Linked DNA regions of Mus musculus: region 2 is linked to region 1. The links are chromatin contacts, found by Hi-C or POLR2A ChIA-PET in ENCODE. All regions are on one chromosome and are shown on one strand. Each heading gives the region's core, a stretch centred on a gene start or an enhancer-like site at or near the end of the contact. The rest is flanking DNA. Distances are from core to core; before and after follow the strand shown. Region 1 overlaps Tmem30c (transmembrane protein 30C). Region 2 holds the start of 4921517D16Rik (a long non-coding RNA gene).

Evidence for each region. Hi-C counts contacts between places; a loop is a spot of excess contacts on that map. ChIA-PET counts read pairs that join two places held with the same protein, here RNA polymerase II (POLR2A).
Region 2: a map of v-Abl transformed pro-B cells shows a loop between it and region 1 (1.9-fold over the local background). The contact joins the promoter of 4921517D16Rik here to the enhancer-like site in region 1. A Hi-C loop is called at or near these places in 2 of 37 maps with a recorded cell type or tissue (heart and v-Abl transformed pro-B cells). POLR2A ChIA-PET finds 5 or more read pairs at or near these places in 1 of 5 experiments (Patski).

Annotation. Positions count from the first base shown.
Region 1 is chr16:57,265,394-57,269,282 of GRCm38, forward strand. It overlaps Tmem30c (transmembrane protein 30C), which reads right to left. Exons shown (of 8, transcript NM_027651.1): 8 at 746-1,201. The coding sequence ends at 1,017. Among named protein-coding and RNA genes, the nearest start is that of Gm26800, 12 kb to the right of the region's middle. Within about 2 kb of position 1,843, at least 2 of the 3 ENCODE cell types and tissues checked have a DNase peak (open chromatin) inside an H3K27ac peak, as active enhancers do; they include heart, where a contact is called at or near this core.
Region 2 is chr16:57,329,669-57,333,557 of GRCm38, forward strand. 4921517D16Rik (a long non-coding RNA gene) reads left to right here and starts at 1,977. Exons shown (of 4, transcript XR_001781913.2): 1 at 1,977-2,436; 2 at 3,879-3,889. The region is part of intron 1 of Cmss1 (cms small ribosomal subunit 1); the gene reads right to left.

The sequences.
Region 1 (3,889 bases), core at 593-3,092:
TCCAGTTGGGTGGGAGTACCTACCCACTTTAGTCCTGTAGTGGCCAACCAGTGAATTCTGCTTTCTGTCAGAGTCAGGTGCATTTAGCATTCTTATCGTCTCTGTTCTTCTCAAGATGCTTTCAGGCCGGAACTGCTTTCTTAGTCAAACGGTCGAGGTCCCCTGGGAGATCGGGGGCGGGGGTGGGGGGTGGGGGGGGGAAGGCCTTTGGACTTCAGGATTCTTAAGATTTTACTACCAGTCACAAGACAGACCCGTGCCACACCGTGAGAGTTCCTCAGGCTCACACCTATTTGGGAGGGAGTCAGACCAGTTTGTAAATCCATTTCTTCACTTTAGCCACATGGACGCTGTGGCCGTGGGGCAGTGCTGACTGGGACAGGCCCTTCCTGGGAGCGTGCATGTGACCCATGATAGCGGAGGTCTCACTCCTAATGCTTTTTATCTTGGGTAACATGAAAGAAACTTGCTTTTTTGGTGTATTTTAGTTTGGATACTCGGGAGGTGGCTAAGCACTGCTTGGTCTAAACAGAAGAAGTTGGTTGTGACTCAGTTCTGTTGCTCAGCTCAACAGTTGGTCTTTGGAAGTCTATAACGTCATCCAGCCAGCCACCAGCCTGAGCCTGACTGGATGGCTAAAAGGACTCAGTTTTGGCTCACTTGCTCTTGCCTTGAGAGCAGACCCCCAGGGAACTCACCCACTCTGAGGTACAAGGACTCCAAACTGATTCTTAACACTTGGTCTAGAGTTCAAAAACATTTCTCATCTTTATTCCAAGAACATTTTACTGTACATATATTTTTTTATTTGCTCCTCCTCCCCCCCCCCCCACACACACTCTGGGAACCTCGTCATTTATCCTTGTAGTTAGGATTATATTGGATTCCATCAATCCAGCACTCCTCCTTGAGGTGGCTCAGGAACTCTTCAAGCTTTGCCAGGGATCTTTGGGTCTATCACTCCATTGTCTGCTGCTGCCTTCTGCTCTTCTTCTCTTTAAATCTGGACACCACCTCTACAGGAAATTCAGTTTACTCCTTTTCAGCATCAAGTGAATCGTCAGGATGGCAAAAGAGGCCAACAGCGTCAGTGCCCCCGTCACTGTGTAAGTCAGCCCCAAGAAAAGGCCTCCTCCCCCGATCCATGTCAGAGTGGAAAGGACAATGGACTTTTCTCCTTGGAACATGGTTACTGGAAAGTCTAAGAAGATCTGTTAAGGACCTGGCTCAGTATTTGTCATTTATACCATAGCATATGCAAACACACTAAATTAAGTTATATAAAATTGATCTTTTTCACAGACAAAAGAAAACCAACCCAGGTGATTATTCTGTTTCATGTGTTTCCACGCAGTCAAATAAAACTCTATCTTGCTAGAATAAAATTAGTCATAACAAGGCTCTCTTCAACATAGCTGTAGTGTAGAGAGAAGATGTGGACACAAATAGATCTGGGTGACTTGTCAATAGCTGGCTAGTGAACAGATAATCTAATTCCCTTTGATGAGTCCAAGGTAGCACAAAGGATAGAGACAGCGTTCGTTCACAGCAAACCTGAGGCTTTATTCGTGAACCAGAAGACTCAGAAAAGGCCAAGTTCCTTAACTGGATAAGGCTTGAGTCCCTTCAACAGAGAAAATTCCTTCCGAGGAGTAAGAACAATAAATAAAGCCTCAGGATGAACACAGAAACATTTTTTGGTGAGAACTCTAAATCTAAAAGCAGGGTGCTTGTCATGGTTTTGAAAAGTCAGTGTCCTGTTGCCTGTGAGAAAGTGTTTGAAGTGGGCTTGCTATGTAGCATTGTAATGATATCATCTTCATGGGGCTTGTGGCCTGAGGGTTTTGAACATCTGGTGCCTTTTGTAAATGAAACTAATAAACAAACAAAGCCTTCTCATAGCAACACAGACGACAGAGGCATTTCCCAGCCAAGCCCTTAAAGGGCTTCCAATCTCTTGGCAATGAACTATTTAAAGGCACAAGGAACTATGTTAGGAACAAACCTCTCTCTCTCTCTCTCTCTCTCTCTCTCTCTCTCTCTCTCTCTCTCTCTCTCTCCCTTCATTATCACTTGGTCTTTTATCTTCCAGTGCTGCCTTACCTGTGTTCTCTCCTAGATCAGCTGAAAGAGTCCTATCCTCACCTCCAGACCCCCCCTTTTCCCTTCCAGTAGGAGAGAGTGATGCTGCAGGCCAGGTTTACTTCTTAAGCCATCACACAGGGGGAGTGCAAGCAGGGGGTGACACTCAGCATTGAAGCTGTGTACAATCAGCTTCCAATCAGCGGCCAAGTGTGGCTGTTAGCAGAATCATGGAGGAGACTTAGCATGTCCAGAGAGGAGAATAGAAACAGTGTATCGCTTTTAGGGTATGGCTTCCTTTCGTCATTCCCATCCCAGACTCATTACAGCCAAGGGAGAGGGCAGCATTGTTCAGTCTGTGCCATCTCTCCTCTACTTTACTGTTATGGTCGACACAGGTCTGTGGGGTCAGGAGATTCAACTTGAGAGACAGTCACCAGGCAACGTTCTATCCCTGTTTTAAAGCAACCACTGCAAGAGAAAGCAAAGGTGGATAGGACAGGGATGTCAGTCAGCAGGGATCCCACAGAGGAGCAGCTCTACTTTCCCATTGGAGAGTTCTACAAACCTGCTCTAGGAGAGAGAAGAAATGGAGGAGAGAGAGAAGAAATTTCACACTGTGGTTTTCTATCCCGGGACTAGGGAGAGAGTTTAGGGGAAGAACATTTGCTCAGTCCTGGGGGAAAAGAGAAACAGGAGTTTCTCATTCAACCTCACTGGGAGCTAGGGAGACTACACAAGTGAACAGTCCGTGTGGAGCAGCTCTGGCCTGCTGGGTGTCCTCTAGAACAATCTCAGCCAGTAACCCTGGCATGCTGTAAGAGGTGCGCGTGCTTAACTGGGTGGCTGATTCAAAGCTGAGTGTGAGCCTGCCTAAGAAATCTACCTGCTTTGGAGACATGAGCTCTGAAGACCACAGTTAATATAAATTACGTGTAAATTTATAACTTCTTAAAGATAAGGCTTAGTTACACTTTATAGTTAAATCTACGTTTTTTTTTTTTTAAATCAAGAGTCACATTTGTATTTTTGAATTTGAAGGGAAAAAAAATCACAATCTGTTATTCAAACATATGTCTCCTAACTTGGCCCATATGTCTGTTACTAAGACATCAACTCCCACTGGCTGGCTCTGATCCGAAGAGAGGAAGAGTACACATGTGGAGCGCACAGCTCACAGCATTCCTGGCAGGGCCTGAGCCAAGCTGTCCGTAGCCACACAGTGAAGTCTTCATCGAGCAAGCCATTGCTTGCTGGCTCGTCTGTATCTGGTTCATAGGTAGGGTTGGCCACGGACAGAAGCTTCACCCTTCCTGGGGTGGTAAGCGGGGGAGATGGGTTTCCTTCGCTCTAACACACTTCTGTCTAAAAGTTCTATCGTCTCTGTCAGTTTCTGCTATTCCAGTCTACCCTCCAAGTGTACTCTTACTATCCCCTCCCCTCTAATTTCTTAACTCCCTCATCTCATTCCACTCTATACGACAGTGCCTTACCCCAATGCTTTAGATGTCTAGGCTCTACCATTTATTGGTCTTTCTTGAGGACAAATTATTCCTCTATTTAACCATACCTGACAGTGCTACTGGCTGCTGGTCCTTAAAAAAACAAAACAAAACACCAAAAGACATATTAAGTATCTAATCCGGACACAGTTACATGATGATATTTGATAGTGGACCCTGTATTTGCCACTTCTGCACACTGTTTTGGCTGAAGGTATTTGAAAGTCATTAAGGACAAGGAGGACACACTCCCCTTCCACTCTCTCCTGAAAATGTAGCGGGAGATGACAAATGGCCTCAGACAT
Region 2 (3,889 bases), core at 727-3,226, 64 kb after region 1:
ATTTCAATGGAAAAGAAAAACAGAGAGAAAGACATCGGAGAAATGGGGACCCTGGGAAGGAGGTGGAGGAAGAGAGCCTCCAGCTCAAGCCCAGGTCTACCATGCTAGTACAGAGTATCTGGCTGCTGTGACAGGAAAGGCTGGTCTCCAGTCTGTGTATGTGTCAGTATATAGGGGCCCCCAAAGTCTCCTGAAGACTTGCAGTGATTTATCAGTTTTTATGCTGGGACAGCCTATGCTACTCTGTGCCCTACCCCACAAGACCTTACATCGTCTCTTTTATCTGGATAATCTTTTATATACAGCAAAGAACTGGGCAAGATCTAGTACTCTATCTTTTAAGCTCCTTAAGGTCACTTCTGTAAAAGATCTGATAGAAGAAACCCTTTTAGACAAAGGCCTATGAGCTGGTACTCTGTAACACAAGGTATTTTGGTGCTCTGAAGTAAAAGGGGAGTGGGGACAGTTTTTCCCCCCATTTATTTTGTCATTTCGAATGGCAATAGCTACAGTTTCATCTACAGTCCAGTAATGGTGCTATTTTTAGTCTGGGATGTCCTCAGCAACAGATTTAGAGTTTTTGTTTACAAAACATGCCCTGTGTTCCCACAGGAAACTTTAAAGCCAGAAATTTGGAGCAGGGTAGCAAAACATGAAATGAAATGGCTTTCCAGGTCCTGGGACTGACAGGAGTAGAGTATTGTTACCAGCAAGAGCATCTCAGAGAAAAGCTGGCTGAAGGAGAGTCTGAGTGCTAACTGCTCATGCTTCTCCTGCCACTTGTAAGGCAGCGGATGAGTTAAACTTGGGTATTGTCTAGAAAGGCTAACTGCTCTAGCTTAGTAGTACACTATGCATTTCTCTAAAAGAAAATTAAATGTGAACTCTGGCATAGTGGCACATGTCTCTGATCCTAGCACTTGCGAGGCAGAGGCAGATGGATCTCTGTGAGTTTGAGGCTAGCCTGGTTTTCAGTGCTCCAGAACAGCTGGGGCAACATAGAGGGACCCTGCCTCAAAATAAATAAATGGATAGATATAGATAATTATTTTCTATGTATGTGTTTGCTTATACCACATGTATGCAGATGCTTATAGAGCCCAGAAGAATGAGTTGGCTCCCCCGGAACTAGATGTACTGTTGGGTGTTTGTAAGCCAACACTTGAAGTGGGGGCTGGGAAATGAACTTGGTTGGGTCGTCTGCAAGAGCAGCAAGGGCTCTAAGCCACCGAGCCATCTCTTTAGCTCCTTCCATGTGTTTCTTTATGCAAAATGCACACAGAAAAAGCTCCCGTGAACCACCATCTTAAGTCAAGAACATAGGATCCTCGCCTGACCTGTGAACGCCTGTGTTCCCATCTGGCCTCAGCGGCAGGGAGAAGGGCCTTCAGTGCCCAAACCCCAGGGGCCTCAGGACTTCTGCTACCTTGGTGATAAACATTAGGAGTGGGTCATACAGGAATCGGGATGGCTTTGTCTGGAGAACCAGGATCGGTTTCCTTTCTGTCCTGTAATAAAGCACCCCCCCCCCCGCCCCTACATACCTTCTTTTTAGCTTAAAGGGAAAAATGAAGGCTTAAGTGACATGGATTCAACTTCGGTGCTGCATGTTTGAGCTTCTTTCTTTAAATCCTGAAAATAACTGTACATTTGGTTGTACTGAGGCAAGGCTGATGACAGTGCCAGGATTTAGACAGAGGCAGTATGAATCCAAAGCCCTACCCACTAAGCAAAATTGCTTCATTAAGTTGGAAAGTAAATTAAGTTCCTTTCCAGTGGTATGAGTGTCTGTGGGGGTTGAACACAGTGTAGTATAACCATGTACATTTTTTTTTAAATAATTACACATATCCGAGGGAGAAGGTACAGGTAGCTCCTCTCTTCCTCAAAGCCCCAAACCAACGATCTCTGCCAGCACCTTTCTCCGTATGCTGTGTTCTATTGTAGGAAACAGATTAGCACTGTATTATGTCATCATCTGTCTAGTTTAGTGTCTGTGTCCCATAGGGGCTCCTTTCCACGTTAATATGGACTACTACTCGACAGGTGAAGGGATGCTGATGAGAACTTATCATGTGTGTGTGTACACACACGAGCACATGCATGTCTGAGATTCATCTGCAGTGTTGTTTATATGTCTTTTTGCGACAGGGTCTCCTGTTGAACCTGAGGTCACGTCTCAGCCACCTCCCTGCCCCTAGCTCTGACATCACAGACAGAGGCCTTCATTCCCATTATGTCACCACATCCAGCTTTTTACTCCAGGGTCTGGGACGGACCTCAGGCTCTCAGACTTTGCACCGGATGCACTTGCCTGACGGAGCCATCTCCCTGGCCTCGGCAGGACACCTTCGAATGGCTCCCAGGACAGTGCTCTGGGGCTGTTTTAAGAGGTGTCTGCACAGACGAGTGATGGAGAACACTAGGAAACCTAAGGTTTTAGTTCCAACTTTTATGATTTTGGGCAAATCACTTACTTTCTGCTGCAGTTTTCTCATTTGTAGACCGATGAAGTCATACTGCTGTGAATTATGATTCTCTTTCGGTTTAGGGCAAGTTCTCTTGGAATGGTGTACACCCTGGACATGTCAAAATTTCCAGAGTGTGATAGAACGTTAAAGCACTGAAGGGAGGGGAGTGTTTTAAAATATACAGGTGACCATGGCTCTTTATGCGGGTGTGTGAGTTACGTCATTTTCTTCTAGACAGAACTTTCCTAAGAAACACACCTGAGTCTGTAGTCAGCCCTGCAACCCACTTGTTACAACACGTTATCTCAGGGAAGAGATAGACTCCTGTGAAAGGGATGTTTCTGTTAGGATCGCCCCAGGGCCCTCACAAGACTCGAGCTGTGTGCTGAATTACTTACTGCATGCCCTTGCTGTAAGTGTCACAATTCCATAAACACTCATGCTTCCCCCGCAGCCCTTTCTTAGGACTAAAGACAAGGGACTTTACTGCTTTGTCCTTAAAGTTTCTGCTAAGCTGGCTTGAGGACGTCAGGCCAGTCACTGTCAAGTCCATCACAAGACCTTGCAAACAACAACAACAACAACAACAACAACAACAACAACAACAAAACACCGCAAAATTTTGAAAAAAAAAAAAAACATTGTTTACTCCTTCTAATATAAGAACATAATGTTTTAATTACAGAAAATATAGAAAACTTAAAAGGAACACAAATTTGTTACCACTATAAGAAGATGGTTTTACTATAAAGCAAAATTATAATTTAATGTATTCGTTTTCATATTTTGCCTTGTTCTGAGTGTGTATTTATATATACACACTCAATTTTATATACCTAGAATTATTTACTGTATACAAATACTTTAATACTTTTTTATTAGATATTTTCTTCATTTACATTTCAAATGCTATCCCTAAAGCCCCCTATGCCCTCCCTCCCCCGCTCTGCTCCCCAACCCACCCACTCCCGGTTCCTGGCCCTGGCATTCCCCTGTCCTGGGGCATATGATCTTCGCAATACCAAGGGCCTCTCCTCCCACTGATGGCCGACTAGGCCATCCTCTGTTACATATGCAACTAGAGACACAGCTCTGGGGGGTTACTGGTTAGTTCATATTGTTGTCCCTCCTATACGGTTGCAGACCCCTTTAGCTCCTTGGGTACTTTCTCTAGGTCTTCCACTGGGAGCCCTGTGTTCCATCCAATCGATGACTGTGAGCATCCACTTCTGTATTTGCCAGGCACTGGCATAGCCTCACAAGAGAGAGCTATGTCAGGGTCCTGTCAGCAAAATCTTTCTGGCATATGCAATAATGTCTGGGTTTGATGGTTGTATATTATACTCTTTAATATTATATATAAACATCTTCCTATGCCACTAAATGGTTTTTGGTTTTCTTTTGTAGAAAGGACTCTC